Regions from separate parts of the Homo sapiens genome. Here region 1 is linked to region 2. The links are chromatin loops, found by intact Hi-C in ENCODE. Cell type or tissue: PC-3. All regions are shown on one strand. Each heading gives the region's core, and the rest is flanking DNA. Links, peaks and the distances in the headings are about the cores only.

Region 1 (15,938 bases), core at 4,760-12,759, 340 kb before region 2:
GGATAAAGATAGTAAAGCCTTCAAGATAATAAAGACAAACAAGATTGGCAAGCAAAATAAAGTTGTGTCAAAGGAACAATCCTGGGAAAGGCATACAGATGATCAGATCACTAGAACTTTGATTAAGGAGAGTGAATCAGGTGGTAAACAAGCCATGGTAAGAAATGGAATCAACATGATGAGTCATCAGTTCCTAGCAGTGGTGCTTCAGAGAATCAGATTTCAAGAGGAAAAGTAAGTTCAAAGCCAGCAAGCGTTCATAAAGAAGCAAAGTGACAGAAACCAAGAGTGAGTGATGGACCTGTGGTAGGATCTTTTTGCCCCCAGCTTTATTAAGGTATAATGACAAATGAAAACTAGATATTTATGGCATACAATCATAAATATAGTTATACATATGCATTAGTTCATTTTCACACTGCTGATAAAGATATACCCAAGACTAGACAATTTACAAAAGAGAGAGGTTTAATTGGATTCACAGTTCCACATGGCTGGGGAGGCCTCGGAATCATGGAAGACAAGGAGGAGCAAGTCACATCTTACATTGATGGTGGAGGGCAAAGAGAGCAAGCTTGTGCAGGGAAACTCCCCCTTATCATACTGTCAGATCTCATGAGACTTATTCACCATCATGAGAACAGCATGGGAAAAACCCACCCCCATGATTCAATTATCTCCCACCAGGTCCCTCTCACAACACGTGGGAATTATGGGAGCTACAAGACCAGCTTTGGGTGGAGACACAGAGCCAAACCATATCACTCCACCCCTCCCAAATCTCATGTCTTCACATTTCAAAACCAATCGTACTTTCGGAACAGTTCCCCAAAGTCTTAATTCATTTCCACATTAACTCAAGTCCACAGTCCAGTGTCTCATCTGAGACAAGTCAAGTCCCTTCTGCCTATGAGCCTGTAAAATTCAAAAGCAAGTTAGTTACTTCCTAGATACAATGGGGGTATGGGCACTGGATAAATACAGCTATTCCAAATGTGAAAATTTGGCCAAAACAAAGGGACTACAGGCCCCATGCAAGTTCAAATCCAGCAGGGCAGTCAAATCTCAAAGCTCCAAATGTGAAAATTTGGCCAAAATAAAGGGACTACAGGCCCCATGCAAGTACAAATCCAGCAGGGCAGTCAAATCTCAAAGCTCCAAAATGATCTCCTTTGACTCCATGTCTCGCATCCAGGTCACAACGATACAAAAGGTGAGTTCCCATGGTCTTGGGCAGCTCTGCCTCTGTGGCTGTGCAGGGTACAGCCTCCCTCCAAGCTGCTTTCATGGGCTGGTGTTGAGTGTCTGCGGCTTTTCCAGGCATGTGGTGCAAGCTATTGATGGATCTACCATTCTGGGGTCTGGAGGACAGTGGCCCTCTTTCATAGCTCCACTAGGCAGTGCCCCAGTAGGGACTCTGTGTGTGGGTTCCAACCCCACATTTCCTTTCCACAGTGCCCTAGCAGAGGTTCTCCATGAGAGCCTGCCCCTGCAGCAAACTTCTGCCTGGACATCCAGGCGTTTCCATACATCCTGTGAAATCTAGACAGAGGTTCCCAAACTTCAATTCTTGACTTCTGTGCACTTGCAGGCTCAACACCACATGGAAGCCGCCAAGGGTTGGGGGTTGCACCCTCTGAACCCATGGCCCAAGCTGTACCTTTGCCCCTTTTAGTCATGGCTGGAGTGGCTGGGATGCAGGGCACAAAGTCCCTGGACTGCACACAGCATGGGTACCTGGGCCTGGGCCACAAAACCATTTTTTCCTCCTAGGCCTTTGGGCCTCTGATGGGAGGGCATGCCATGAAGACCTCTGACACGCCCTAGAGACAATTTCCCCGTTTTCTTGGGGATTGACATTTGGCTCTTCATTACTTATGCAAATTTATGCAGCTGGTTTGAATTTCTCCTCAGAAAATAGGATTTCCTTTTCTATCACATTGTCAGGATGCAAATTTTCTGAACTTTTATGCTCGGCCTCCCTTATAAAACTGAATGCCTTTAACAGCACCCAAGTCACATCTTGAATGCTTTGATGCTTAGAAATTTCTTCTGCCAGATACTCTAAATCATCTCTTTCAAGTTCCAAATTCCGTAAATCTGTAGGGCAGGGGCAAACTGCTGCCAGTCTCTTTGCTAAAACATAACAAGAGTCACCTTTGCTCCAGTTCCCAACAAGTTCCTTATTTCCGTCTGAGACCACCTCAACATGGATTTCATTGTCCATATCGCTATCAGCATTTTGGGCAAAGCCATTCAACAAGTCTCTAGGAAGTTCCAAACTTTCCCACATTTTCCAACTCCTGCCTGTTACCCAGTTCCAAAGTCACTTCCACATTTTTGGGTATCTTTTCAGCAGCTCCCCACTCTACTGGTACCAATTTACTGTATTAGTCTGTCTTCACACTGCTGATAAAGGCATACCCAAGACTGGGCAATTTATGAAAGAGAGAGGTTTAACTGGACTCATAGTTCCACATGGCTGGGGAGACCTCAGAATCATGGCAGAAGGCAAGAAAGAGCAAGTCACGTCTTACATTGGTGGCAGCAGGCAAAGAGAGAGAGCTGTGCAGGGAAATTCCCCCTTATAATACCGTCCGATCTTATGGGACGTATTGGCTATCACAAGAACAGCATGGGAAAGACCCACCCCCATGATTCAATTATCTCCTGCCAGGTCCCTCCCACAACACATGGGAATTATGGGAGCTACAAGATGAGATTTGGGTGGGAACACAGAGCCAAACCTTATCAACATATATTTATGTATATAATCATTTTGATACATGTATATATTGTGCAATGATTAAATAAAACTAATTAACATATCCATCACTTTACGTACTTACCACTTTTTAGTGGTAAAAACATTTAAAACATACCCTCTTAATAATGTTCAATTATATAATACATTACTATTAGCTATAGTCACAATGCTGTACAATAGATCTCCAGAACATATTTCTCCCATCTAACAAACTATGTACCCACTGACTAACATCACCCCATTTCTACTCCCTTCTCCCTCCCAGTCCCTGAAAATCACCATTCTACTGTCTGCTTTTATGAGTTTTACTATTTTAGATTGCACATTTAAGTGAGATCATACAGTATTTGTCTTTCTGTGCCTGGCTTATTTTGCTTAGCATAATGTCCCCCAAGTTCATCTATGTTGTTGCAAATGACAGAATTTCCTTCTTTTTGTAAGGCTGAATAGTATCCCATTGTATGTACACGTATATGCCTATACTACATTTGCTTCATCTATTCATCCATCAACAGATACTTGGGTTGATTCCATATCTTGGCTACTGTGAATAATGCTTCAGTGAACATGGGCGTGCAGATATCTCTTCAACATACTGATTTCAGTTCCTTTGGATATATACCCAGAAGTGGGATTGCTGGATCATATGATTGTTCTATATTTAATATTTAAAAGAACTTCCTCACCATTTTCCATGACTGTACTAATTTACATTCCCACCAACAATGTGCAAGGGTTTTCTTTTCTCTACTTCCTCACCAGCACTTGCTATTTGTTGTCTTTTTGTTAATAGCCATTCTAAAAGTGTGAGGTGATAGCTCATTGTGGTTTTAATTTGCATTTCTCTGATAACCAGCGATGATGAACATTTTTTCATATACTTGTCAGCCATATGTATGTCTTCTTTTGAGAAATGTCTTTTCAGGTCTTATGTCCATTTTTAAATCAGGTTGTTTTCTTGCTATTGAGTTGTTTGGGTTCTTGTATATTTTGGATATTAACCCTTTATCAGGCATTTGGCTTGTCAATATTTTCTTCTATTCTGTAGGCTGCCTCTTCACTTTGTTGTTTCCTTTGCTCTGCAGACGTTTTTCTGTTTGATGCAATCCCATTTGTCTGTTTTTGCTTCTGTTGCCTGTGCGTTTGAAGTCATATCCAAAAAATCATTGCCCAGACCAGTATCAAGAAACTTTTTCTTGGCCGGCTGTGGGGCTCACACCTGTAATCCCAGCACTTTAGGAGGCCGAGGTCAGGAGTTCAAGACCAGCCTGACCAACATGGCAAAACCCCATCTCTACTAAAAATACAAAAAATTAGCCAGGCATGGTGGTCTGCGCCTGTAGTCCCAGCTACTCAGAGGGCTGTGGCATGAGAATCGCTTGAACCCAGGAAGTGGAGGTTGCAGTGAGCTGAGATTGAGTCACTGCACTCCAGCCTGGGAGACAGAGTAAGACACCATCTCAAAAAAAAAAATAATAATAATAATAATAATAATATAGCTTTTTCTCTGTTTTTTTTTTTTTTTCTAACAGTTTTACAGTTTCAGGTCCTATATTTAAACCTTTAATCCATTTTCATTTGACTTTTGTGGATGGTATGAGAGATGGGTTCACTTTCGTTCTTCTACATGTGGATATCTAGTTTTCCCAACACTATTTATTAAAGAAACTGTCCTTTCCCCGTTTTCTGTTCTTTACACCTTTGTAAAATATCAATTGACCATAACTGTAAGGATTTATTTCTGAGGTTTCTATTCTGTTCCATTGGTCTATATGTCTGTTTTTATACCAGTATCATGCTGTTTTGATTACTGTGGCTTTATAGTATATATTTTGAAAGTCAGGTATTGTTATGCCTCCAGCTTTGTTCTTTTTGGTCAAAACTGCTTTGATTATTAGGGGCCTTTTGTGGCTCCATATGAATTTCTATTTCTGTTTTAAAAAGTCACCGGAATACTGATAGCAATCTCATTGAATCTGTAGATCACTTTGGGTAGTATGAACATTTTAACAACATTAATTTTTTCAATCCATGAATACAGGATACCTTTCCATTTATATGTGTCTTCTTCAATTTTCTTCATCAATATTTTATAGTTTTTAGTGAATACATCTTCTGCTTTCTTAGTTAAATTTATTCTTAAGTTGGTTTTTTAAAAATTATAAATGAAATTGTTTTCTTAATTTCTTTTCCTGAAGGTTCATAGTTAGTGTATTGAAATGCAACTGATTTTTGCATGTTGATTTTGTACCCTATAACTTTACTGAGTTTGTTTATTAGTTCTAACAGGTTTTATTCTGGTGGTGTCTAGGTTTTCAAGATCACATCATTTACAAACAGAGACAAATTTTCTTCTTCATTTCCAATTTGAGTTCCTTCTATTTCTTTTTATTGCCTAATTGCTTTGGCTAGGAATTCTACTACTACAATGAATAAAAATGGTGAGAGTGGGCATCCTCGTCTTATTCCAGATCTTAGTTAAATATCATGTTAATTGTAAGCCTGTCATATATGGCCTTTCTTATGTCATGAAAGAATGTTGAATTTTGTCAAATGCTTTTACTGCGTCTACTAAGATGATCATATGGTTTTCATCTTTTATTCTGCTAATGTGGTATATAACATTGATTTGTTTGCGTATGTCGAGTCATCTTGCATCCCAGGGATAAATCCCACTTGATCATGGTATATGATCTTTTTAATGTGTGGTTGAAGTCAGTTTTCAGTTTTACCTTGTTGAGGACTTTTGCATCTATGTTCATCAGAGATATTGGACTGTAATTTTTTTTTTTTTTTTGTAGTGTCCTTGTCTGGCCTTGGTTATCAGGGTAATGCGGGCCTTGTAAAATGAGTTTGGAAATGTTCCCTTCTCTTCAATTTTTTTAGGAGAGCTTGAGAAGCATTGGCATTAATTCTCCTTTAAACGTTTAGTAGAATTTGCCCCCAAAACCAAGCCACAGTATCTTTTTGAAGGTCCATGGCCCCATTCCCTAGTACCTGACTTAACAATAGTATTGACACCTGGCCGGGCGCAGTGGCTAATGCCTGTAATCCCAGCACTTTGGGAGTCCAAGGTGGGCAGATCACGAGGTCAGGAGATTGACACCATCCTGGCTAACACGGTGAAACCCCTTCTCTACTAAACATACAAAAAAATTAGCCAGGTGTGGTGGCGGGTGCCTGTAGTCCCAGCTACTCCGGAGGCTGAGGCAGGAGAATGGCGTGAACCTGGGAGGCAGAGCTTGCAGTGAGCTGAGATCATGCCACTGCACTCCAGCCTGGGTGACAGAGTGAGACTCTGAGACTCCATCTCAAAAAAACAAAACAAAACAAAACAAAAAAACGGTAGTATTGACTCCTTACTAAGGCTGCTACATATACCATTTGGTCTGCAAAGACTCTGGACCCCTCTTTTCTAGGCCCTTGGGACCTTTCCTAATCTTTTGGAATTAATTTATTGTTCATTTAATTCATGTGTTCCAGTACGCCTCTTTCAATTCTGCCTAGGTCATCACTCAAGCCCAGACACCCTTGTCAGACCTCTCCTTGATGGCATGGACCTCTCTTCACATGAAAAACACCCTAAAATCATGAAAAGCAATAGGAGAGGGAAATGGAGGCAAGAAAAGAGACAGCAAAGACATAGTCATAAAGGAGGAAAGAGAAATAAGACATGTTCTATTGTGAAGTGCAAGGGATGTTTTGTTAAAGGGGTGGGGGCAGTGTTCCAATTATGGTGCAAGTGGTTAAAAGCAGGAGCTCTGGGGACAGAGTGACAGATTTGAGTCCAGCACTGCTGTTTACCAACTAGGTTAACTTAGGACAATTACTTAACCTCTCTGGGCTCAGCTTCAATAGGTGAATAATAATACCACTTACCCTTATAACAGTTTGTGAAGACTAAGTATGTTAATTCATATCAATGCCTGGCACATAGTATGGACACAGTTAATGTTGGCTAGTATAATGAAAACGATGTCATTTGGACTCCTGACTCTTACAAATATTTTAAACATATGAAAAATGGCTTAAAGTTGGCATGTATATGTGCTAAATTAGTGTGCTTATTCTCCCCAGGGAACAAAAAAGTGGGGGTGGGGATCGGCCCTGGAAGAGAACATAGGAGAAGAGCTTCCTTGGCCCTCTTCATTCATAGTAACCCAAGTTTCTTGTCTGGAAAGAAAGAGTCTGACAGATTATGACATATAGTTACTGTCAGGAGTGAAAAACAACCTTGCAGTAAGTCTGTTTTTAATTTGTGTTTTTGAAAAATTGGGACTATGCTTTAAAATTCCCTGATTATTCAATGGTGAGGATGCAATTACAGGAGCATGATGCTTCCCCTGTCCTCAGAGGCAGCAACTCCCTAAAACAGAGCAAGCAGGCCTCCACTTTGTGTTGAGGATGGGGATTGTGGAGCCTCCTCCTGCAGTCCATAGACTGTGAAGGCTTCTGCTAAGCAAAGTCACCGCTGTGGCATTAAAAGCAGCATTCCCAGGGCTCCTCCTCGCAGCAGCCTGTGCTGAGCATGCCCAGCTGCTTCCTCCACCCTCGCATCCTCTCCTCTGCTCAGTTCATGCCCTGGATGATGAGAACAAAAATAAAATGGGAATTGAAAAGAATTTGGTGTAACAGATGGGGATTTATCAAACGGAATTGGGTTTTTGATTTTTCAAAGCTAATGCCAATGTCAGTAACAAGAAAAGACCAGGAGATGGGTGCCTGGGAGAGGCGACTCTCTGCGCAGGGTGCAGGAATCTTGAATGGGAGCCTAGAGCCTCAGATGGTGGGAGTGCCAAGAAGAGGATTAATGACGAAAGGAAACACAGAGTTCTGGTCAGGAAGCCAGGCCACCAAAAGCACAAAGAAAGACTGAGTGACAGTCTTTGTGAAGAGAGCATAATCACTATAACTCTAGTACAGGCTGTGCACCCAGAAAGTCTGCTTCAGGGAATTGCTGTTGGTAGACATAAGGACCTCTGGGGCCAGGTGTCTAACCTGTTTTCACCAGGAGTCAAATAGAGAAGGGATCTTGCTTGTCAGGTAAGCAGAAGAGCAGTGCGTGAGCCCTGGGCAGAGTGGATGCTATCAGCTCTCAGCCCTGCAGATAATCCCTCCTTCTTCCTTCCTAACAGAGTCCCGATTTCTTTCTATGCAGTTTACCTTCCTCCATGCAGCCTATGGGCCTCAGGAAAAGCTGACCCCATGCCCAGTTCTAAGTGTGTGTTTCAGTAATTTAAAAGAAATCCCGTCCTCCTTTCCAGAGCTTGGTAAATGGTCACATGACCACTGAGACCAAGGAGAGACTTCCTAGAGCTTCTGCAGAAGTTCTTCCCCCACCTTCTGGAAGAGATCCTGGAAACTCCTCAGTGTTCTTTATGATGCAAGCTCAGAACCGCTGCCAGCCTAGGAATGCAGCCCACTAAGGAGAGAAGAGCCACAGAAACACAAAAACAAGGCCATGAGGTTGTGTCACTCAGAAGCCATTCAACCTTAGACTTCCAGTTTCACAAGCCAGTAAAATCCTTATGGTTGAAGCCAGTTTGAGTTGGATACTTTTGTCACATAGCTGAAATATCCTGGAGAAAAGAAGGAAGGTGGGGAGGAGGGTGAGAAGAAGGAAGAAGAGAAAGAGAAGGAGGGGGACAAGAAGAAATGAAAAGGTTCTATTACAAGTAAGACTCAGAAAAATTAAGCAACTTGTAATGAATCAGTACTCCAGCTTGGGTCTAGCTGATTTTGAAAGTCCATCTTTTTCCATTCTTATCTCATGCAGCCTCTCCACAGTGAATAGCAGGAAGGAGCACAATCTTGTTTACCTGCCCGAATAGGGTGTGCCCTGCATCTCCACATCAGCTGGTAAAGAGCTTTTGCTTGAGAAACAGAGGGCTGTATAAAAGAGAAAGGGAAAGGGTCCTAACCATGGAACTCAGGCTTTAAAGGAGAAACCCAGATCCTACGGAAGTAGAGGAGGCAGGAACTGCTGGCTCTCCTTCTGTTCTGTGGCTTTCCTGGGCCATGTTTTATAACAAGGAAAATTCTGGAGGTAAATGGGAAGGAAACTGTCAGCAACTCCCATTCTCAAGGGCTTAACAGAAAAAAAAGGTTGATTGATGGAGAAAATAAAATACTATCCGTGGAGTTAAATATATTTTAAAAATCAGCACAAGAGCAAAGAAAGTCACACACTTCCTTTTGAGGCAAGTGAAATAAAGAATATAGCTCCCCCTTTAGGTCATGAGAATTCATTACACATTCTATGCAAGTGTTAAAATATCACATGCACCCCATAAATGTGTGTAATGATTATGTATCAATAAAAAAGGAAATTCAATATGAACATGATTTGTCATGGACTAAGTACTTTTTTCTTGGAGAATGTTTTATTAAATGCATAAATGCTGTGACTATCAAAAAGGATACATTCAATAGAAGACTCCATCATCAGAAATGTAGTTACCTAAGATGGAATTAGCATAGGTAATATAGTTACCTAAGAATAAAAATTGGTTGATATCCAGGTGTGGTGGCTCATGCCTGTAATCCCAGCTAATCGGGAGGCTTAGGCTGGAGAGTCCCTTGAGCCCAGGAGGCAGAGGTTGCAGTGAGCCAAGATCATGCCACTGCACTCCAGCCTGAGAGACTGAATGAGACTCCATCTCAAAAAAAAAAAAGAAAAAGAAAAAACATTGGTGGAAAGAGGCATGGATATCTATTCCGGAGTACAGATTTCCTCCCTGCCCCATCTCAGAAGGACATTCTCTCGGCTCAAGGCAATGCAGGGTGAAAGTACTCAGCCCTCTGGCTCCTAAACAGGAAGAAAGGAGAAGCGGGCTAGTGGAGGGAAGGGAGGGCTCTCCTGACTCTCCTACAATGCATCTCCTGCCACTTACCAGTAACAGAGGAACTGCCTATGCCTATGCCTCTCCAAAGACTGTAACAGGGGGTAGGTAAAGTCACATGAGAAACATTATCATACACCTCAATTTCCTTGCCTCTCCTTCCTTTGTACTCACCTCAAATATCCAACCCTGATTACACTCAACCATCCTTCTACTCTCCATTCATGTTCAAGCAGTTGTCTGGTCTCACTTTGAATTTGTGATCACAAATCTCAAGTGGGCCTTCAGTGCTGCCTGGCAATCCTGCTATATTCTCCTAATCAGTTTCTTTTATTACTCTCCCAATGATTCACAAGTTTTCCCTCCTTAAACCTCCAACACTCCCTGCCCTTCTCATTCTCGACCAATGGCTTCGCTTCTTATTTCAATGAGGAAATGGGTGCCATCAGGAGAGAATTCCACATCCTCCCATCATTGAACTTATCAATTTTTTGTACAAACCAACTGCCCTTGTTTTTATCTCACAGTTCCTCCTTTTGTACATGGGATCTCAACTCTTCTCATCTGCTCAAGTGAAAAGTTTCTTAATTGTGAAAAAAGCCTCAAGAGCTGATGAGATTCCTGTAAAGATATGCAAAATACCATGTGTATTCACATTTCTAAGAAAATATCTATAGCTTTTACAAAAATCTCAGACAAAACAAAAACATTTAGCCCCATTATTCTAAGAGCTAATAATAATAATAGCCATCCTTTATTAAGCCTTTGTCATATGCCTAGTACTAGCATAAATGAGTTAAATTCTCAACACAATTGTATGATAAAAATATTACCGTAGATAATGATAAAATAAGTACCTATATCACAGATGGACTGTATTAGTCTGTTTTTATTGCTGTAAAGGAATACCTGAGACTGGGTAATTTATAAAGAAAAGAGCTTATTTGGTTTATTGTTCTACAGACTGTGCATGAAGCATAGAGCCAGAATCTACTCCTGGTGAGGGCCTCAGGAAGCTTACACTCATGGAGAAAATTGATGGGGAGCCAGTATTTCACAGGGTGAGAGAGGGAGCAAGAGAGAGAAGGAGGAAGAGCCAGGCTCTTTTAAACAACCAGATCTCATGTGAACACACAGAGTGAGAATTCACTCATAACGACAGCACCAAGCCATTCATGAGGGATCTACCACCATGACCCAAACACCTTCCACGAGGCCCCATCTCAAACACTGGAGATCACATTTCAACATGAGATTTGGAGGGGACAAATATCCAAACCATATCACGGGCAAACTGATGCTCAGATGCCCACAGATTTTAGATAACTTGCTGAAGTTTGCAGGAGTGGGATTTCAGCCCAGACAGATGCTCATGACCATCACACTAATTTTGCCTCCATGTTGTCACCAAGAACTGGCCACTTGAAGGATAGAGAATTTAGAATTATTTATTCCTTGTCCTCATATCATCTTTGGAAAACTAATACACAAACGCATGTACAAATTCTCTGAAGAAAAATGTTATTTTACAACCAAATTGGCTCCAATAAAACAAGGCTGGGGGCGAGGTGGAGCCAAGATGGCCAAATAGGAACAACTCCAGTCTACAGCTCCCAGCATGAGCGATGCAGAAGACGGGTGATTTGTGCATTTCCAACTGAGGTACTGGGTTCATCTCACTGGGGAGTGTCAGACAGTGGGTACAGGACAGTGGGTGCAGTGCACTGAGCATGAGCCGAAGCAGGGTGAGACATCGCCTCACCCAGGAAATGCAAAAGGTCAGGGAATTCCCTTTTCTAGTCAAAGAAAGGGGTGACAGACAGCACCTGGAAAATCAGGTCATTCCCACCCTAACACTGCGCTTTTCCAATGGTCTTAGCAAACGGCACACCAGGACATTATATCCCGTGCCTGGCTCAGAGGGTCCTATGCCCACAGAGCCTCGCTCATTGCTAGCACAGCAGTCTGAGATCAAACTGCAAGGTGGCAGCGAGGCTGAGGGAGGGGCGCCCGCCATTGCCAAGGCTTGAGTAGGTAAACAAAGTGGCCGGGAAGCTCGAACTTGGTGGAGCCCACTGCAGCTCAAGGAGGTCTGCCTGCCTCTGTAGACTCCACTTCTGGGGGCAGGGCACAGCCAAAACAAAAGGCAGCAGAAACCTCTGCAGACTTAAATGTCCCTGTCTGACAGCTTTGAAGGGAGTAGTGATTCTCCCAGCACACAGCTGGAGATCTGAGAACAAACAGACTGCCTCCTCAAGTGGGTCCCTGACCCCCAAGTAGCCTAACTGGGAGGAACCCCCCAGTAGGAGCAGACTGACACCTCACATGGCCGGGTACTCCTCTGAGACAAAACTTCCAGAGGAACGACCAGGTAGCAACATTTGCTGTTCACCAATATCCGCTGTTCTGCAGCCTTCGCTGCTGATACCCAGGCAAACAGGGTCTGGAGTGGACCTCCAGCAAACTCCAACAGACCTGCAGCTGAGGGTCCTGACTGTTAGAAGGAAAACTAACAAACAGAAAGGACATCCACAACAAAATCCCATCTGTATGTCACCATCATCAAAGACCAAAGGTAGATAAAACCACAAAGATGGGGAAAAAACAGAGCAGAAAAACTGCAAAGTCTAAAAATCAGAGCACCTATCCTCCTCCAAAGGAATGCAGCTCCTCACCAGCAACAGAACAAAGCTGGACGGAGAATGACTTTCACGAATTGAGAGTAGAAGGCTTCAGATGATCAAACTACTCCAAGGTAAAACAGGAAGTTCGAACCCATGGCAAAGAAGTTACAAACCTTGAAAAAAATTAGACGAATGGCTAACTAGAGTAACCAATGCAGAGAAGTCCTTAAAATACCTGATGGAGCTGAAAACCATGGCATGAGAACTATGTGACAAATGCACAAACCTCAGTAGCCAATTAGATCAACTGGAAGAAAGAGTATCAGTGATGGAAGATCAAATGAATGAAATGAAGCAAGAAGAGAAGTTTAGAGAAAAAAGAATAAAATGAAATGAACAAAGCCTCCAAGAAATATGGGACTATGTGAAAAGACCAAGTCTACGGCTGACTGGTGTACCTGAAAGTGATGGGGAAAATGGAACCAAGTTGGAAAACAATCTGCAGGATATTATCCAGGAGAACTTCCCCAATCTAGCAAGGCAGGCCTACATTCAAATTTAGGAAATACAGAGAATGCCACAAAGATACTCCTTGAGAAGAGCAACTCCAAGCCACATAATTGTCAGATTCACCAAAGTTGAAATGAAGGAAAAAATGTTAAGGGCAGCCAGAGAGAAAGGTCGGGTTACCCACAAAGGGAAGCCCATCAGACTAACAGCTGATCTCTCAGCAGAAACTCTACAAGCCAGAAGAGAGTAGGGGCTGATATTCAACATTCTTCAAGAAAAGAATTTTCAACCCACAATTTCATATCCAGCCAAACTAAGCTTCATAAGTGAAGGAGAAATAAAATCCTTTACAGACAAGAAATGCTGAGAGATTTTGTCACCACCAGGCCTGCCCTACAAGAGCTCCTGAAGGAAGCTCTAAACATGGAAAGGAACAACCAGTACCAGCCACTGCAAAAACATGCCAAATTGTAAAGACCATTGATGCTAGGAAGAAACTGCATCAACTAATGAGCAAAATAACCAGCTAAATCATAATCAGGATCAAATTCACACATAACAATATTAACCTTAAATGTAAATGGGCTAAATGCTCCAATTAAAAGACATAGACTGGCAAACTTGGATAAAGAGTCAAGACTCATCAGTGTGCTGTATTCAGGAGACATATCTCCAGTGCAGGGACACACATAGGCTCAAAATAAAAGGATGGAGGAAGATCTACCAAGCAAATGGAAAACAGAAAAAGGGAGGGGTTGCAATCCTAGTCTCTGATAAAACAGACTTTAAACCAACACAGATCAAAAGAGACAAAGAAGGCCATTACATAATGGTAAAGGGATCAATTCAACAAGAACTAACTATCCTAAATATATATGCACCCAATACAGGAGCACCCAGATTCATAAGGCAAGTCCTTAGAGACCTACAAAGAGACTTAGACTCCCACACAATAATAATGGGAGACTTTAACATCTCACTGTCAACATTACACAGATCAACGAGACAGAAAGTTAACAAGTATATCCAGGAATTGAACTCAGCTCTGCACCAAGCGGACCTAATAGACATCTACAGAACTCTCCACCTCAAATCAGCAGAATAAACATTCTTTTCAGCACCACACCACACCTATTCCAAAATCGACCACATAGTTGGAAGTAAAGCACTCCTCAGCAAATGTAAAAGAACAGAAATTATAACAAACTGTCTCTCAGACCACAGTGCAATCAAACTAGAAATCAGGATTAAGAAACTCACTCAAAACTGCTCAACTACATGGAAACTGAACAACCTGCTCCTGAATGACTACTGGGTACATAACGAAATGAAGGCAGAAATAAAGATGTTCTTTGAAACCACCGAGAACAAAGACAAACATACCAGAATCTCTGGGACACATTTAAAGCATTGTGTAGAGGGAAATTTATAGCACTAAATGCCCACAAGAGAGAGCAGGAAAGATCTAAAATGGACACCCTAACATCACAATTAAAAGAACTAGGGAAGCAAGAGCAAACATATTCAAAAGCTAGCAGAAGGCAAGAAATAACTAAGATCAGAGCAGCACTGAAGGAAATAGAGACACAAAAAACCCTCCAAAAAATCAATGAATCCAGGAGCTGGTTTTTTGAAAAGATCAACAAAATTGATAGACTGCTATCAAGACTAATAAAGAAGAAAAGAGAGAAGACGCAATAAAAAATGATAAAGGGGATATCACCACCGATCCCACAGAAATACAAATTACCATCAGAGAATACTATAAACACCTCCATGCAAATAAACTAGAAAATCTAGAAGAAATGAATAAATTCCTGGACACATACACCCTCCCAAGACTAAACCAGGAAGAAGTTGAATCCCTGAATAGACAAATAAGAACTCTCAATAAATTAGGTATTGATGGGACGTATCTCAAAATAATAAGAGCTATCTATGACAAACCCACAGCCAATATCATACTGAATGGGCAAAAACTGGAAGCATTCCCTTTGAAAACTGGCACAAGACAGGGATGCCCTCTCTCACCACTCCTATTCAACATAGTGTTGGAAGTTCTGGCCAGGGCAATCAGGCAGGAGAAGGAAATAAAGGGTATTCAATTAGGAAAAGAGGAAGTCAAATTGTCCCTGTTTGCAGATGACATGACTGCATATTTAGAAAACCCCATTGTCTCAGCCCAAAACCTCCTAAAGCTGATAGGCAACTTCAGCAAAGTCTCAGGATACAAAATCAAGGTGCAAAAATCACAAGCATTCTTATACACCAATAACAGACAAACAGAGAGCCAAATCATGAGTGAACTCCCATTCACAATTGCTTCAAAGAGAATAAAATACCTAGGAATCCAACTTACAAGGGATGTGAAGGACCTCTTCAAGGAGAACTACAAACCACTGCTCAATGAAATAAAAGAGGATACAAACAAATGGAAGAACATTCCATGCTCATGGGTAGGAAGAATCAATATCGTGAAAATGGCCATACTGCCCAAGGTAATTTATAGATTCAATGCCATCCTCATCAAGCTACCAATGACTATCTTCACAGAACTGGAAAAAACTACTTTAAAGTTCATATGGAACCAAAAAAGAGCCCGCATTGCCATGTCAATTCCTAAGCCAAAAGAACAAAGCTGGAGGCATCACACTACCTGACTTTAAACTACACTACAAGGCTACAGTAACCAAAACAGCATGGTACTGGTACCAAAACAGAGATATAGACCAATGGAACAGAACAGAGCCCTCAGAAATATCTACAACCATCTGATCTTTGACAAATCTGACAAAAACAAGCAATGGGGAAAGGATTCCCTATTTAATAAATGGTGCTGGGAAAACTAGCTAGCCACACATAGAAAGCTGAAACTGGAACCCTTCCTTACACCTTATACAAAAATTAATTCACGATGGATTAAAGACTTAAATGTTAGACCTAAAACCATAAAAACCCTAGAAGAAAACCTAGGCAATACCATTCAGGACATAGGCATGGTCAAGGATTTCATGTCTAAAACACCAAAAGCAATGGCAACAGAAGCCAAAATTGACAAATGGGATCTCATTAAACTAAAGAGTTTCTGCACAGCAAAAAAAAAAAAAAAAAAAAAAAAAAAAAAAAAAAAACCATCAGAATGAACAGGCAACCTACAGAATGGGAGAAAATTTTTGCAATCTACTTATCTAACAA
Region 2 (15,938 bases), core at 3,512-11,511:
AATAGTGCAGTTGGTGACTGTACTCTTTTTTAACCTCTTTGTAGAAATGTGACTGTATTCTTGGGAGTAGTTATTTTCAGGTTACAATTGTAGCTGGTCTGCCAAGTGGATCAATCAAGTGGTTGGATATCCTGACATCTCATGTTTCCCAAGATCCCATCTTGCTGGTTTCCCTCTAGGGTCTCAACGCCCTCATGAGATCTAGGCTGACACCTAGCACTACCTTACCAGTGCAGGGAGAACAGGGCGAACCATCCAGAGACCTCCGGAGAGCCACTCTGTTTCAAATCATCTGAAAATCGAAAGGCTTGAGTTTGAAAGTTTGGCCAACTGATTTCATTCACATATGAGATGAATTTATTTCTAAAATACATAAATTCCAAACACAAGGACTATTTGGCTGTTTCTGAGACTATTCACAACAAAATAAATTTTATTATTATTGCTGGATATTAGGGCCCATTAATCTTAACAAGAGCATAATAAAAAATTACATACATTCACACAAATTTTATAGAAAAACTGCTAATCTGGTAAAATGTAAATTGGAGAATTTTATTATAAAGAAATGAGGCATTATTTGGTTTCAAATAACCACAACAAATAGCTAAGAACATGTGACCTTAAATTAAGAAAAAACATTGCTATAATTAGCAGATATCATGTGTCCTGGTGCTAGTATTAAAAGCCATTAATGAGTCTTACTGTTTAAACTGTCCTCTATATCTTATTTCTATAATTAATTTGACAAGAACCTTTTTTATTTAAAAAAAAAAAAAGAATAAGCATTAGTCCCAGACTATCAAATAATCATGAATCACAAAGTACATGAAACCCCAAATACAAATGAGGTTCATTGATCAGGTAATTTTCATGTTTCATAGCACTCTAACAGGTTTATCTAATCCAACGTCCTCATTTTGCAGATGAGGAAACTGGACCCCAGGAAATTAATGTAACATGTTCCCAGATAATAAGACTAGCCAGTAAGCAGATCTTAACTCTGTTCCCCTGCTCCTACAGAGGTGCTCCCAATACAGATAAATCAACATATTCCAAGGTACCTTCCTGGGAAATATGTTTACAATTAGTTGATTTGGGGCACATACATGCTCTTTTGAAAACCTTTGGTCTTGTTTTCTATTTAATGAGCACAAAGTTGTCCTTACCACTCACATAAAACAGATAACTGCGGGAGAAATAAGAAGAACACTGGGTTTGACATTAATGGTCAACATGAAATCCATGTGCAGTTACTTAAGGAAGCGTCTTTTTCCATACAACTCAGTCACAGGGCATGCTACCTAAGAGTTACAGGTAAGCAAAGCCTTGAGTCATTTACTAAGGATTTCTCTGCATTACTGAAGAGGCATGCATATGCCAGGCACACAGGTGTGACATGAAAAGGTTTTTGGGTAAGCCTTGCTTAAATGAGGCAAAGGCTAAGTCAAGTCCACTGTTTCTCAGAGAGAAAAAGAGAAAGGGAATTCATTTCCTCGGCACCTGCAGAGTATGTGAATCACAGTCTTGAAACAAAAAGGTTTGAAACACTAAACTAGATAATTTGCTAGTTTGCTAATAAGAGCAATCTGGAAAAGGGGGTAGAAAGTCTATAAAACCAATTTAAAAGACCTTGTCGAGCATTAACTATTACATATGTTACATCCTTTAACTCTCTTGACAAGTTTGGAAAATAGGCCTTATTAGAAGGCTGTATTAGAAGAACCTGAGGTAGTACAAACACAACTTCCCAGCTACTAAGTCAAGAAGCTGGATTTCAAACCCAGGTCCCCATTCTCCTGCTCCTGCCTCCAGGGCCTGCCGATGGTCAGGGTTAGGGAGAGTGAGTGCTGCCCTTTTAGTTCTCAGTTCCATGACTGTAAAAGGGACTGACACAGAAGATACAGTTCCTGAACAGAAAAAATGGGGGCAACAGATAAAAGATTTTTCATATTATCATCCTGTTCCAATGAAACACAAATAACAGCCAATAATGAACCAGCATATCCTTTACTGTAAGCAGAACCCGGAAATACTGTTACACTGATTTAACATGTTCCAACTGTAACTTCTAGGAATCCCTATTGTTGTCTAGGAATGCATGTTTCAGAAACTTCTTCTGAGAATTCAACCAACGCCTAAAATAGATTGAGAGAAGGAAAACACTCTTGGTTCAACTACAATGTAAACTGAGATCCCCTGAACCTTTCAGGATAAAGTGGGCCTGTCACCGAGTACATGCAATAACTTCAACCCTTAGGTAATTCAAGCAAAGATGAGGTTCCCTCCTCTGCAAATTTAAAGTCACCTCATTTCTTACTCAAGACAGTCACTCTGAGGATCCTCCATTTGTAACCTCTCACTTATGCCAGAGTAACTCTGTGCCATCTCATCTACCTGGGACACTGACAGAAATCAGGAAGCAAGCAAGAGAGGTTGGTAGAAGGCCAAAACAAACATGTCAACGTTTATTCAATTCAACCCAGCAAAAATTGATTGAGAGCATACTATTTATGAGGGACAGTGCCTGATGCTGAGGAGGATGATGATGATGATAAGAACAGTAATTATAGCAGTAGCTAATACATACTGAATGCTTGCCACGTGCCAGGCACTGTCATAAACACTTAAACTCACTCCATTCTCCTAGCAACCATATGAGGTAGGTCCTACTGTTAGCCACATTTTTGCAATAAAAGAATTGAGGCACAGAATGGTTAAGTAACTTGCCCAGAGTCACACTGCTAGTAAATGGCAGGTGCAAACCTAGCTGCTCTGGCTTCTGAGTCTGTACTACTAGACAGACTCAGAAGGGACTACCCTGTACTGCACTCTCAAAAGAGTAGGGATAAAGGATACAGGGGACAACAAGATTATCTGCACTCCGAGAGCCTACAGTTTAATTGTGAAGACAGGCAAATAAACCTTAGACGAACACCTAAACCAACCCAGGGTTGAGAGAAGGCTCATAACAGTACCTGTCCCGTCAGCTGAATTCTGAAGTTCAGGTAGGAGCCAACGAGGGGGAGACAGAGTGTGGGGTGCATTCCTCCAGGAAAGGAAGTCACTTTCATAAGGCCCCAGGGTGAAAAAATATCATGAAAAGGCTGTGGGGCTGCACATTGATCACCAGAGCTGTGTACAGAATGCCAGTCAATAATGGCATGTTTTTTTGGGGGAGGAGGAATAGGTTGGGGAAAGAGATATGAAATGTGAGGGTGGAGAGGTAAATAGAGGTAAACTCATAAAGGTCCTAATGTAGCATGTTTCTGGAATTTATATTGGAGAAATGGGGGGCCATGGAGGGGTTTGACCAGCAGAGCCTGATGCATTTGAGAACAATTACTTAGCTGTGCTAAAATAGATCAGATGAGAGGACAAAACTACAGGGAGGCTCAATGGATGAGGAGTTGGCAACAAGTGTAATTAGGTGAACAAACAGTAGCCTCAACTAAGGTAGAGGCACTGGGATGGAGGAAAGTGGACTTATGTAAGACATGCTATGAAGAAAGTAGCAAAAGAACTTGGCAACTGATATGGGGGGAACCCCTTAGAGCAAGCTGACCCACGTTAGAGCATATGGCCCAAAGGCTTTGAATGTGGCCCAACACAAATACGTAAACTTTCTTAAGACATGAGATTTTTTTGGCAATTTTTTAAAAACTCATCAGCAATTGTTAGTGTTAGTGTATTTTATGTGTAGCCCAAGACAGCCGAAGGCTTGGACTCCCCTGCCTCCAGAGGGAGGAACTTCTGGCAACACCAGGTTTCTACCTTGAGGACACAGGTAGAAGTACAGCATTACTGAGATAAGGAACACTGGAAGAGAAGCAGGTTTCAGACAGGAAGGATCCGTTCACTTATAAGTCTTAGGAACATGGCTCAGGAAACCCATCTAATAAAGAACTCTAAATTCTTTAAATAGTATTAACAATAATTAGGATTTAATCTGTCTCTCCAGCTGATGAATGACTCGTGGCTGAAATTTTAGGAGGAAGGGTTTGTGCCCAAGAAACAAGAAGGCTGACATGAGGGACAAAAGAAAAAGAAATTAAAAAGCCTTAGGGACTGTAAAAAAACCCAAAAACAACAACAACAACGAAAAAACCAACAAAGAGTCCTTCCCATCTCAACAGGGCAATCACAGCACATGGCAAGAATAAATGACAAAATTAACCTAATCATTGACAAAAGGTTAATTTGTGCTCTGTATGCTCTGTTTTAATAAGCAGGAGAAATAGGAAATGGATTTTAGAAAGGCACTGATAAAAACAGTTCAAATAAAAAGTTTTTGTGCAAAAGCTTGTTATGTGGAAAAAATCACTGAATGTGGAAAATGTCACTCAGCATCGTGTTGGATGAAATGTGACAGGTCCCATGTTTCTTTTCAGGAGGGAGGTGCTTCAGTGATCAGCACAGGTTTTCGGCCAAGATAAGCACTCCTCTCTCAAAGCCAGCATCCTAGTGCTCCCCTTTATGTCCCTAAGAGCTAATCACTCTGCGATTGCTAGCAAGTTTTGTGGCTAATTTTGTTCAAAGTGACATTAAGCTGGCTCTCACTTTAAGGCCATATACTACTCCATTGGCAATTACTTGAAAAATTCTGATAGAAAAAGAGATAACCATTGCCAGGCACAGAATTAATCAGTGTTAAATATATTCCTTACCTGTCTTTTATTATGACTTCACCGCAGGATTGGCAATAAAACGTGCAACATTCTTGGGTTTGCGAGCTTTGATTAAACATTGAAATCAGTTCTAAAGGAAGTCAATGAAATAGCTAATCTTAGAGATTGAAACAAATATATTAACATACTTAAACAGTTCAATAGCCACGATAAATTACCATCCATAAACAGTTTATGATCCACCCAGAAGTACACATTTAATTAATACTATCTGATGACTCAAGCAGAAGCAAATATTGTGAAGTGTTTTTGAAAACAACAGATTTTGCTAAGTGTTCCAGAGACAGGTACTGCTCTAGATTACGCATGTAGCATTTGTTAGTTCTCTCATTCTAAAAATACCAACATTAAGGATGAGTGAAAAAGAACTATTTCCTTCTCATCAAGCTAACTACACAGATCTCCAACATTCTCAGCTTCCCTCTGCTGTGTCTCACAATAGTGTTTCATCAGTGTGAACAAATAGAGCTCTTAAATTTGAGTTTAATTTTTTTTTTTTTTGAGATGGAGTCTTGTTCTGTCACCCAGGCTGGAGTGCAGTGGCGCAACCTGGGCTCACTGCAATCTCTGCCTCCTGGGTTCAAGCAATTCTCTGCCTCAGCCTCCCGCGTAGCTGGGATTACAGGCGCCCATCACCATGCCTGGCTAATTTTTGTATTTTTAGTAGAGACGGGGTTTCACCATCTTGGCCAGTCTGGTCTTGCATTCCTGACCTCGTAATCCCCTTGCCTCGGCCTCCCAAAGTGCTGGGATTACAGGCGTGAGCCACCGTGCCCAGCCAACTTTGAGTTTAATTTTATTTAAATAAGGTTTATGTCCAGTCTAGCATATAACCATATGAACAAACAAAGATCTCAAACTAATGTTTATTGGACACCTCCCTGGGAATGAAATGGCTCCAAAAAGAGTCCAGTTTTCCCAGATCAAAAATCAATTTCTAATGAAAGCTATGGTAAAACGTTGAAAGCTGTGGGGAAAAATGTATATTTCTCACACTATGGGAAAGAGCAGCATAAGGCCGCATGTTCCCTTAGTTTCTATTATTTCTTTTATGAAATAAGGAAACTTTCATTTAAAAGAATGAACTAAAATATGTCTATAAAAATCTAATTAAAGAAATGAGGTCATATCCATCAGAATCAAGCAATGTGGATTTGGTTTGTGTTTTTCTGTATGTATTTTAAGATTTTAAAAAACTGATGCTAGAAGGTTTACGCCTTGGCAATTAAAAATCTTAACAGTTTTTAAGGGGTGGCCAGAAATCCCTATAGCACTAAGGTGCAATAAACAGTATTATTCTTTAACTTTGAGCAGATTAAAAGGAGACCTAGGAATCCAAAATATTTTTTCCAGACCCACAAACAAATTTTCAGTGAAACACTACCCTCTGCTGGCCACCCAGCATGATGCACTGGGTCGGGTTTAAAATTCAGTTTCTGATATAGAGGAATCCTGGGAGAGCGTTGCTGCGGGGGATCAATCTAATGCGTGTGCTCTAATAGATCCTACTGTAGCTAGTTCCACACCGAGGGTCACAGTTTGACACTCAAAATAGCAGTATACCAGTATGATGTTTACTATAGTTGTCCTTAAAAGGGTGTTCTTAGCATTGAAAAGTCATCTTTTTAAAAAACCCTGAAACACAAACTGAAGGCTAAAACTTTCAAGTCACTTCCTACAAAACAGTTTGATTCAAGTTCACACCAGTACATATCTATTCATATTTATTCATTCCACAAATATTTATACACCATCTATTATATGGAAAGCACTCAGGCAATTAAGTGCTGAGGAATCTGTTTTGCATACTCTTTCATGCACTATGGAACAGGACTTTGATAATTTTCCTTTTCAGATATTTGAGCAAAATATATTAAAAGTGTAAAGAAATAGGAGACCAGTGAACACAAACAATATGCAAATCAGCACATAGCAGTCAATTTATTTTGTCCTATAGTTTAAACAATGTTTGCAGATTTAAATTTTTAAAAATAATTCCAGTTTTGATATTTGTATATTCAGTTACAGAATACAGAATATGGATGGGCAAAAACCCAATACTATGTCCCTGGTGGTCTCTATTCCTCCATCTCTAAAATCACAATCCCAGAAAACACTCCACTGTGGCTTTCATGCTTGCCTTTCCCAAATCTCAGAACCCAACACAAAATTCCTGCTGTGGTTACTCTTGTGAAAGAGGTAACTGTTGTGAAGGAGAAGGTGATGACAACACAACATCCAGCCTCCCATGGCCTCTTCCCTGAAACAACACTTTCTCTGCCCATTATTAGGTGCAATCAGGGAGTCTACTTCCCAGCTCGGTGACCCTAACCTTCTTGCTATGGTTATTCCAACAGTCATTCCTAGTATTTATCCTACAACATTTAAGTGCCATGACATCTCTTTTCCCTACCCTTTGTTCCTAAAACTAACCCTGCCCAACTCAAACTAGTTATTCACTAACCCAGGACTTGAGCAAAAATTGCTCTCCAGTAAAAAAGAAATGAAACCCTCTCTATCTTCTCTTTCCTCACAAAAGCCAAGAGCACAGACTCAGGGGAATACTCAACATCTCCTAAATGGCTCTTCCAAACACTCCTCCTGACCCCATCTCCAGGATCCACACAGCGCAGATGAAAGGTTTATTACAGATGAGGCAGCAGCGAAGTGTCAGTGTGCAGCTGAAAGAATTACAATCTTTCTCTGATAATAAACATCACATAAGTCTTTTACAGCCTATTTCCCCCTTTGACATAATTTTAATCCCCCAAAGCATATATTACGTACATTGTAATAGATGTAATGAACCAATAATTTTATACAATAAATAACCCTGAGGTCTTAGAAAAAGCAAATTTTCCACTGCCTTACCGAATCATTATACCAGTTACAAAATGTTGTAAATATAACAGGCATAGTAAAAGTTAAAATCAAATTAAGTATCAAACTCAACTGTAGGACCTTTTGTGTACTGTTTTCTCTATTTGGAACAGTCCCCACATGGATAGGATTTCCTTATTCAGGACTCAGGTCAAACATTACCTCCTCAGAGTGGCCTTCACTGATCATCCTTCAGCCAACCCTAGTCACTCCCTATCCCATTATTCTGTTTTATATTATCATAACACTTTTCTTAATATTTAAATTGTTTGCTCATTATCTGCTCCCACCAATTAGAATGTAAGCTCCATGAGAGCAGACACCTCCCCTACCTTGTTCACTCTGTATCCCCAGAACCTAGATTGATGCCTAGCACATAGCACAAACCAAAATATTTGTTGAATGAATAAATTTCCATGTAATGCTTTAAAATCAATCAGGTCTTATACAACTGCCATCTGATTTAATCTTCCCATCTGTGAGCCAGAAAATTTTACAATTAAAGAAACAAGGCAGTGGGTAAATGGGAAATCTCTATACTTTCTGCTCAATTTTGCTGTGGGTGGAAAAGAAAGAAGGAAGGGAGGGAGGGAAGAAGCCTCAGAAAGGTTAAGTAACATGTTCAATTGCATACAGCCAATAACTGGCAGAGCTGACAAAGACCCTAGAGCTTCTCAACCCCTTCACCTGGGAAAAGTTCAACTTATCAAAGGAAAAATCACCTTTGGTTTATAACAAAAAGGTAAATACAGCAGCAGAAGTGCTAATATTACTCACTTGTGCCTAATTTTGCTTGCGTCTGCAGTCGCAGGTGCAGTCCATCTCCAACAACAAACTGTAGCCCACGGCAAGAGGAAGGTACAAGCCTGACCTCTGCTGGAAGCTGGATTTCTGTGCAGCCTTCAGGGGTTTTCATCTGGAGTGAAGATGGCATTATGGAAATATTCATGGGCATACCTCCTTCTTTCGGTTCTCTGGTAATTAAAAACAAAACCCAAACAAATTATTTCTCACAATGAAAACCACATGATGAAAGAAACAAAAATGGCCAAGGATCTCTTTCTTCCTCTTCAATAGGAGCTCTAAAGTCACTGCCCCAGAAAAACAGCAGCAAGCAGATCATAAAGGAAAGCAACCTACACTAGATTTAGATCTGATCAGAGTGCCCTTCACCATCACCATAATATGCAAGTCCTGGGACAGATTTTTGGTTCTTCCTTCTGAGAAGAGCACTAAAATAATGTTTTATAGTAAATCAGAGCAAAGTACTGTTATTTCATATACAAGATTTTAATAAAGAGACCAAGATTCAGTGAAACAATGATACAAGACAAAAACCTGTCAATTTTAAGAATAAAAAGAATTAATGAAGAAAACGATACAGTGATGTATGAATATCAGGTGTGAAAGGACTTACTAATCCAATTCAGAGCAAACACAAATTACTCAGTATAGGCAATAAAGAGTAAAACACAGTCCCTGTCAAAAGCCCCCAGGCATCAAAAGTATAGAGGGGATAAAGGCATCTATGGAAATGACCCTCCTCTGAAACTGCAATACGCTTAGCAATGCAACAGAGGTACAAAGTACCATGGCTCCCTCTTAAGTGCAGACAGCAGGTCATCCACATGGTGTCAACTAAGTGCAGACAGCAAGCCATTTGCTTGAGTGTCATCTGAGTACAGAGGGTAGACCATGTGCTCAGGTGTGGATCTTGGTTAGGCCTTAGAAATCTGCCTTAGAAAATCTTATAGCTACTTTCTGGCTAGTTCCTTTTCAAAGCATATGGATCTGCACTTAGTTAGCAATACAGAATATTAAGCATCTGAGTTTTTTGCAGGGATGACAGTTTCAAACCTGAGTCAAAAGTTCAATTTCAAGAAATGGTGTTTAAGAAATAATGATCCTCTAAAACAAGAGTCAGCAACTTTATTTCTGTGAAAGACCAGATAGTAAATATTTTAGGCTTTATGAGCCATGTATGGTCTCAAAGTAGAATACATATTATACTTTTTATTTTTTAAAAAACAACCCTTAAAAAATGTAAAATCAGCAGGTCGAGGTAGCTCACTCCTCTAATCCTAGCACTTTGGGAGGCTGAGGTGGGAGGATGGTTTGAGCCAAGAAGTTTGAGACCAGCCTGGGCAACAAAGCAAGGCTCTGGCTCTACAAAAAAATAAAAAATAAAAAATCAGCTGGGTATAGTGGCACGCACCTGTAGTCCTAGCCACTCAGGAGGCTGAGATGGGGAGGATCACTTAAGCCCAGGAGGCTGCAGTGAGCCATGATCACGCCAATGCATGTCAGCCTGGGCGACAGATCAAGAACCTGTCTAAAAGAAAAAAAGATACAGAAGAAAAATCCAACTCTTAGCTCACAGGCTGTACCAAAACAGGCTGCAGGTAGGATTTGGCCAATGGGCCATAGTTCTCTGACCACTGCTCTAAAGATAACACAATGTCCATTTGCTACCTCAATGACTTTCAAACTAGACTGTGTAGAGTTGACACTTCCAAGTGCCGCAAGAGATACCACTGGGTTCCTAAGTCCCCATTGCCACCCCATCTCTGGTTTATCACATTTCTTCCCAGTCCCAAAAACTTTAGTCATTTTATAGGGCCAAGCAAGAGAAGCATCATTGCAAGGGTGGTGACACAGTGGCCCAGCACGGATTTGAGAAACTAAGCAGACTGTGGAGGGCATCCATAGGGCCAAGCAAGGGAGGCATCAGTGCAAGGGTGGTGACACAGTGGCCCAGCATGGATATGAGAAACCAAGCAGGCTGTGGAGGGCATCCACCAGGAGGACCACTCAGCAGGGGTGTCAAATCCCAAGACAGGTGAGGAGGAAATCTGAACAGGAGGTGAGGCCAGCTCAGGATGGGGTTTCAGAGCCTGTCTTAGCTCAGCTGCTATAACAAAATACTATAGATGGGTGGCTTAAACAACAGACATGGCAGAGTAAGGAAGTTCAGTGCCTCTTCCTCTTCATATAAGGACACTAATCTCATCAGGGGGGCCCCGCCCTCAAGAACTCATCTAAATCTAACTACCTCCCAAAGCCCCATCTCCTAACACCATCACTTTGGGGGTTAGGGCTTCAACATGTACATTTTGAGGGGACACAAACATTCAGTCCATAACAGGGTCCAAGCAGGTGAGGAGAGTGTCAACAATGAGCAGGGGGAGGTGGCAAAGGATGCCAGCAGACTATTAATTACATAGAGGGAGACTGACAAAATAAATAAATGCCACTAGGACAATGAGGGCCATGATTCTCACTGTGGGAGAATGGAGTTACAAAAAGAGAAAGCGAGGAAACTAGAATAGACCCTATGGTGGTGGGGCAGAATTAGAAATACCTGTGTGAAGTCATGGTTTTCAATGTTTACAAATAGATACAGTAATATTGATGGTTGTAAATGCATGTATGTACATAGGTATGTAGGCACAACCATACATAGACATCATATATAAGTCATACACACATACCCTAGTTCTGGGAGAAGCGACATCCAACAGTGATGAGTACACTTAGTGCCCAGATCTTGGTTTGTAAAGGCCATTTTCTGCTTTAAAAAACGAAATGAACAAACCAGAAACAAAGTTCCTCAGTAAAATGACTACATCCAGGGCTGTAACAGGGAAAGAATGAAATATGCCTGGAACATGTTGCTGGAACATGAAGAAATCAAAGAATGACAGGTACCTACCAAAAAAGACGCAGAAACCATCCAGAAAGGACTTCCTTGGCCACATCTGGTATAATATGAACAAAAAAGTAGCCCATTGAATAAAATAAAAAATAAAACCCACTGAGTAACCCACAGTAAGAATCATGTATCCTTACTGACACACAAATGAATAAAATGAAACTCTGATGAGGAACAGGGTATTTACATAATCTCAGAATACCTCTCCAATTACTGATTATGAAGAGAAAAAGAGTAACTTTAAGGTAGAGAAGCATGGCAGACACTATCTTACTTTAAGTGCTCAAAGTTAACATAACCAATTTGATGGAACAAAGCAAAATCATGTGCCACCTGACAGGAAGCCTCACTTCTGTTATATTCCTGCCAAAGATGCAAAATCTGAATCTTGTCTTGAAGAAACATAAGACAAATCCAAATGGAAGGATATTCTACAAAATGATTGTACTATCATCTTGCAAAGTGTCAGGACCATGAAAGTCAATGGAAAATGAGGAACTCTTCTAGATTGAAACAGACAGAGGAAGCATGACAGTGAAATGCAATGCCTTATTCTGAACTGGATTCTTCTGTTATTAGGGATATTATGTAGACAACTGGTAAAACATGAATGATGTAAGATGGTAGCAACACATTTCCCAATTGTGAGTGTTGGATGATGGTTCTTTAGGAGAATTCCTACTTTAAGACTAAGTTTGATTGACATAGTTCATACAATAATTTCATACTTGAGGCTTTCTTCACCATTGACTTGTATTCTGTCAGGTATCACAACTGCTTAAAACTATCCAATGACTTCATCTCTCACTCTAACTACAAGCTAAAGTCCTTTCGATGGTCCATAAGGCACAGTGGTATAGCAGGCCCTGCTGCTACAAGCTTTGGAGAACCTGTTGTTAAAATTCTAGGAGTTCTGCAAAGCAGGTCAACTCACCTCACCCAGTTGGTAGGCTGAAGGTCATACGTGGTGAAAGTATTCACACCAAAGAAATCAACAAATGCTTCAAATCAAGACCTTAGTTTGTCTTTTTGTTTATTTTCATGGAGAGTAGGTTATTAAACATGTACCAGCACACTGCCATAAGATCTTTTACTATGTGTTCCCCCAACTCACCCGCATCTCTCTGAACTAGGCACCCTTTCATACTCACTTTCTCTCAAAGGGAAATTGTCTCCCACCAGGTATGGCAGTTCTACACCTCACCAGTTACAGTTTAATACTCAAATGTTAGTTTCTCATTTGAAATAAAAGATTGTAACTTTTTTCTCCCCATTCCTTTTTTGTTTAATTTTTTTCTCCACTTCTATCAAATATATATTTATTTTGTATATTCTCTGCCGCCTCTTCTCTACTGCCACCATTAAACCCTATGCTCAACAAAGGCAGGTGTTTTTGTCTTTGCTGTTGTTACTGTTCATGGCTGTATTCTCAGCACTTAGAATTTGAATTTTTGGCACTAGAGTAAGAACACAATAAACATCTGTGGATTGAATAAATGAATGGCCAAAGTTTATCCCAAAATGCTAAGATATCTTAATATAAATAGATCTTTACATCTGTGAATGTAAACTTTGGAAGCCAGACTCTTTTTCACAACCCACTATGGCAGGAATTAATCCATTCCTGAGAGAGAACTCACCCAACCATCTCCATGGGAGGGCATTAATCTATTCAAGAAGAATCTGCCCTCAGGAACCACGCACCTCCCACTAGGCCCTATGTCTCAACACTGCCACATTGGGGATCAAAGTGAGAAAACATAGGGACAAAACACATCCAAACCATAGCAGTTAGGAACAAGAACACCAATATTTAAATTAACTATAAAATATACTAAACATTTTAATTAGAACACACAGATCATCAGAACAGATTTAAAATCACCCAACTATATATTTTTAAAACTAGCATACAGTTTTATGCTATTTTTAGGGAAATACAGTATTTTTACAGCTTTTTGCTTTATACAGAAAGACATAAGAAAGGTTAAAAAGGTAGAAAGGACACACTATGCAAACAGTATAGTCAACTGATTTCTCATGAAGACTGAGTTATTTTAATGGGAGAAATGATGGCCTTTTCAACTGATGGTGATAGAATAAATGAATATCCTTATACCAAAAAAAGAACTTTGATCCCTACTTCACTGCAAACACAAAAATGAATTCAACATGATCACAGATCAAAATGTGAAAGCTAAAACGATATAACTCCTAGAAAATAAACCTGCCAAAACATCTTCACAGCCTTAAGGTAGGCAAAGATTTAAGACACCAAAAAAACTAACCCTTAAGGAATAAAAAAACGATAGAGTGGACTTCATTAAAATTAAAATTTCTGTTCATCAAAGGACACTATCAAAAAAACGAGGCAGGGCATGGTGGCTCATACCTGTAATCCCAGCACTTTGGGAGTCCAAAGTGGGTGGATCGCTTGAGTCCAGGAGTTCAAGACCAGCATGGGCAATATGGTGAAACCCTATCTCTACAAAAAAATACAAAAATTAGCTGGGCATGGTGGCATGCAACTTGTATCCCAGCTACTCCAGAGGCTGAGGTGGGAGGATTGCTTGAGCCCAGGAGGTTGAGGCTGCAGTGAGCCATGATCACACCACTGCACTGTAGCCTGGGCAGTAGAGCAAGACGCTGTCTAAAAAAAAAAAAAAAAAAAAAAAAAGAAAAGAAAATGAAAAGTTAAGTCACAGATAAGAATAGTCATATATTCACAAGGCATTTATGTGAGAAAGCTCTTGTTTTGAGACAGTATAAAGAACTCTCAATTAAACAAGACAAATAATCTGATTATGGGCAAAAAAAATTAGAAGATACTTTTAAAAAGAACATATATGAATTGCTAAAAAGCAAGTGAAAAGGCACTCAACATTATTAGTCATCGGTAAAATGAAAATTAAAACCACAAGATACTATTTTACACACACTAGAATGGTTCAAACTAAAAGGACTGATAATACTAAATGTAAGTCAAAATGTAAAGTAGTTGAAACTCATTTTTTTTCTGGTTGAACGTGCAAACTGGTACAATCACTTTGGAGAACTGTTTGGCAATTTCTCACAAAGTAACATGCACATCTATCCTATGACCCAGAAATTTCACTCTTAGGTACTTACCTAAAAAGAAATGAAAATGTATGTCCAAAAAAAGATTTATACAACAGTGTTATGACAGCTGTATTCATAATAAGCAAACTCCAGAAACAAGAAAAACATCCAGCAATAGGAGAACAGATAAATGAATTGTGGTATATTCATACAATGGAAAACTTAGCAAGAAAAAGGAATGGACTACTGATATATGCAGCCACATAGATGGAACGTGAATCTGAAAAATATTATGGAAGGAATGCAGCCAGAAACAAAAAAGTATATATTGTATGAATCCATTTATAAGTAGTTCAAGAAATGGCAAAACTAAGTCCAGCAAAGTTAGGTTTCTTTTTTTTTCTTTTTATTTTTTATTTTTTGAGACGGAGTCTCTTTCTGTTGCCAGGCTGAACTGCAGTGGCGCGATCTCAGCTCACTGCAACCTCCGCCTCCCGGGTTCACTCCATTCTCCTGCCTCAGCCTCCTGAGTAGCTGGGACTGACTAAAGGTGCGCGCCACCACACCCAGCTAATTTTTGTATTTTTAGTAGAGACAGGGTTTCACCATGTTGGCCAGGATGGTCTTGATCTCTTGACCTCGTGATCCGCCCGCCTCAGCCTCCCAATGTGCTGGGATTACAGGCATGAGCCACCCGGGTACCTTGCCTAAACAAAGGAGAGTAGTCCAAGGGAACTGTGAAAGGCCCCTGCATGAGAGGAAGGGAGGGTTTGTTGTGTGTGTGTGGTTTTTGTTTTATTTTGGTAGGGTTTGGGTTCCTAATTACTCTACAAGGTGCACCAGAATTGGAGATATTTGTCCAAATTCATAAATTTTGAAAGAGAAAAAGAAATACATTCAGAGTACTATTATTCCCATTTCAAGATTGAAGAAATTCAGATTAAATTATTCTAATTTCGTGAGGAAGCTAGCATTTGAACTCAGTTCTCACGCCATATTCCAAATTGCCACACCAGATATCTGGCAGATTTAGGGAAGAGGAAAAAATTAAGCATCAATCTACCTGTGGCACCGTGTAATACCATTCTCAGGATTTTAACTTCTAACTTACTCTCTTTGAAACAGCGATCACAAAGGAATAGACAAGGGGACCACAAATCATTAAAACTGCTGTCAAACAAAATAGAGAACATTTTTCCTAAAAGTTATTTGTGTAGCGAATAACAAGTTTGACGTTCTCACTGGAAGGAAGAATATGAATAAATGAACGAGCTCCAGTAAGAAGTCTACAACCTGTCTTAGTGGTTCACTAAACTCACGTTTATTGAATGATTGTGTGGTTTCTCTGCAAAGAGCAGTTTTGGACGAAAAGACCCGAGGTTATTTACAAAACAAGAAGCTCACATAGGAACTGATCCAGTAAGGAGGATCCCGAAGAGAGACAGACAAATCATTTTTTGCATTGTTTTGTTGGAAACGCCGGGCACTGCCAACAGTGTTTTACATCACTGTTCCTCAAATTTTAATGTGCATTTGATTCCTGGAAATCTTGTTAAAATATAAGTTTTGATTCCATAAGTCTGGTGTGGAGCTGAGAC

What was found. Hi-C counts contacts between places; a loop is a spot of excess contacts. Peaks named below come from ENCODE experiments on the same cell type or tissue, not always from the same donor. Only the 100,000 strongest peaks of a DNase experiment are listed, where the experiment ranks them.
Region 1: it touches region 2 in a loop (5-fold over the local background); 2 of 110 quality-filtered maps call a loop at or near these places.

Annotation. Positions count from the first base shown.
Region 1 is chr6:82,704,042-82,719,979 of GRCh38, forward strand. No RefSeq gene overlaps it. Among named protein-coding and RNA genes, the nearest start is that of TPBG, 350 kb to the left of the region's middle. In PC-3, for the core only: a CTCF peak has its summit at 8,995 (motif pointing left); no DNase peak of the experiment used is centred there.
Region 2 is chr6:83,049,481-83,065,418 of GRCh38, forward strand. It overlaps UBE3D (ubiquitin protein ligase E3D), which reads right to left. Exons shown (of 10, transcript NM_198920.3): 2 at 8,346-8,542; 3 at 4,668-4,758. Among named protein-coding and RNA genes, the nearest start is that of UBE3D, 8.4 kb to the right of the region's middle. In PC-3, for the core only: CTCF peaks have their summits at 6,084 (motif pointing left) and 8,438 (motif pointing left); no DNase peak of the experiment used is centred there.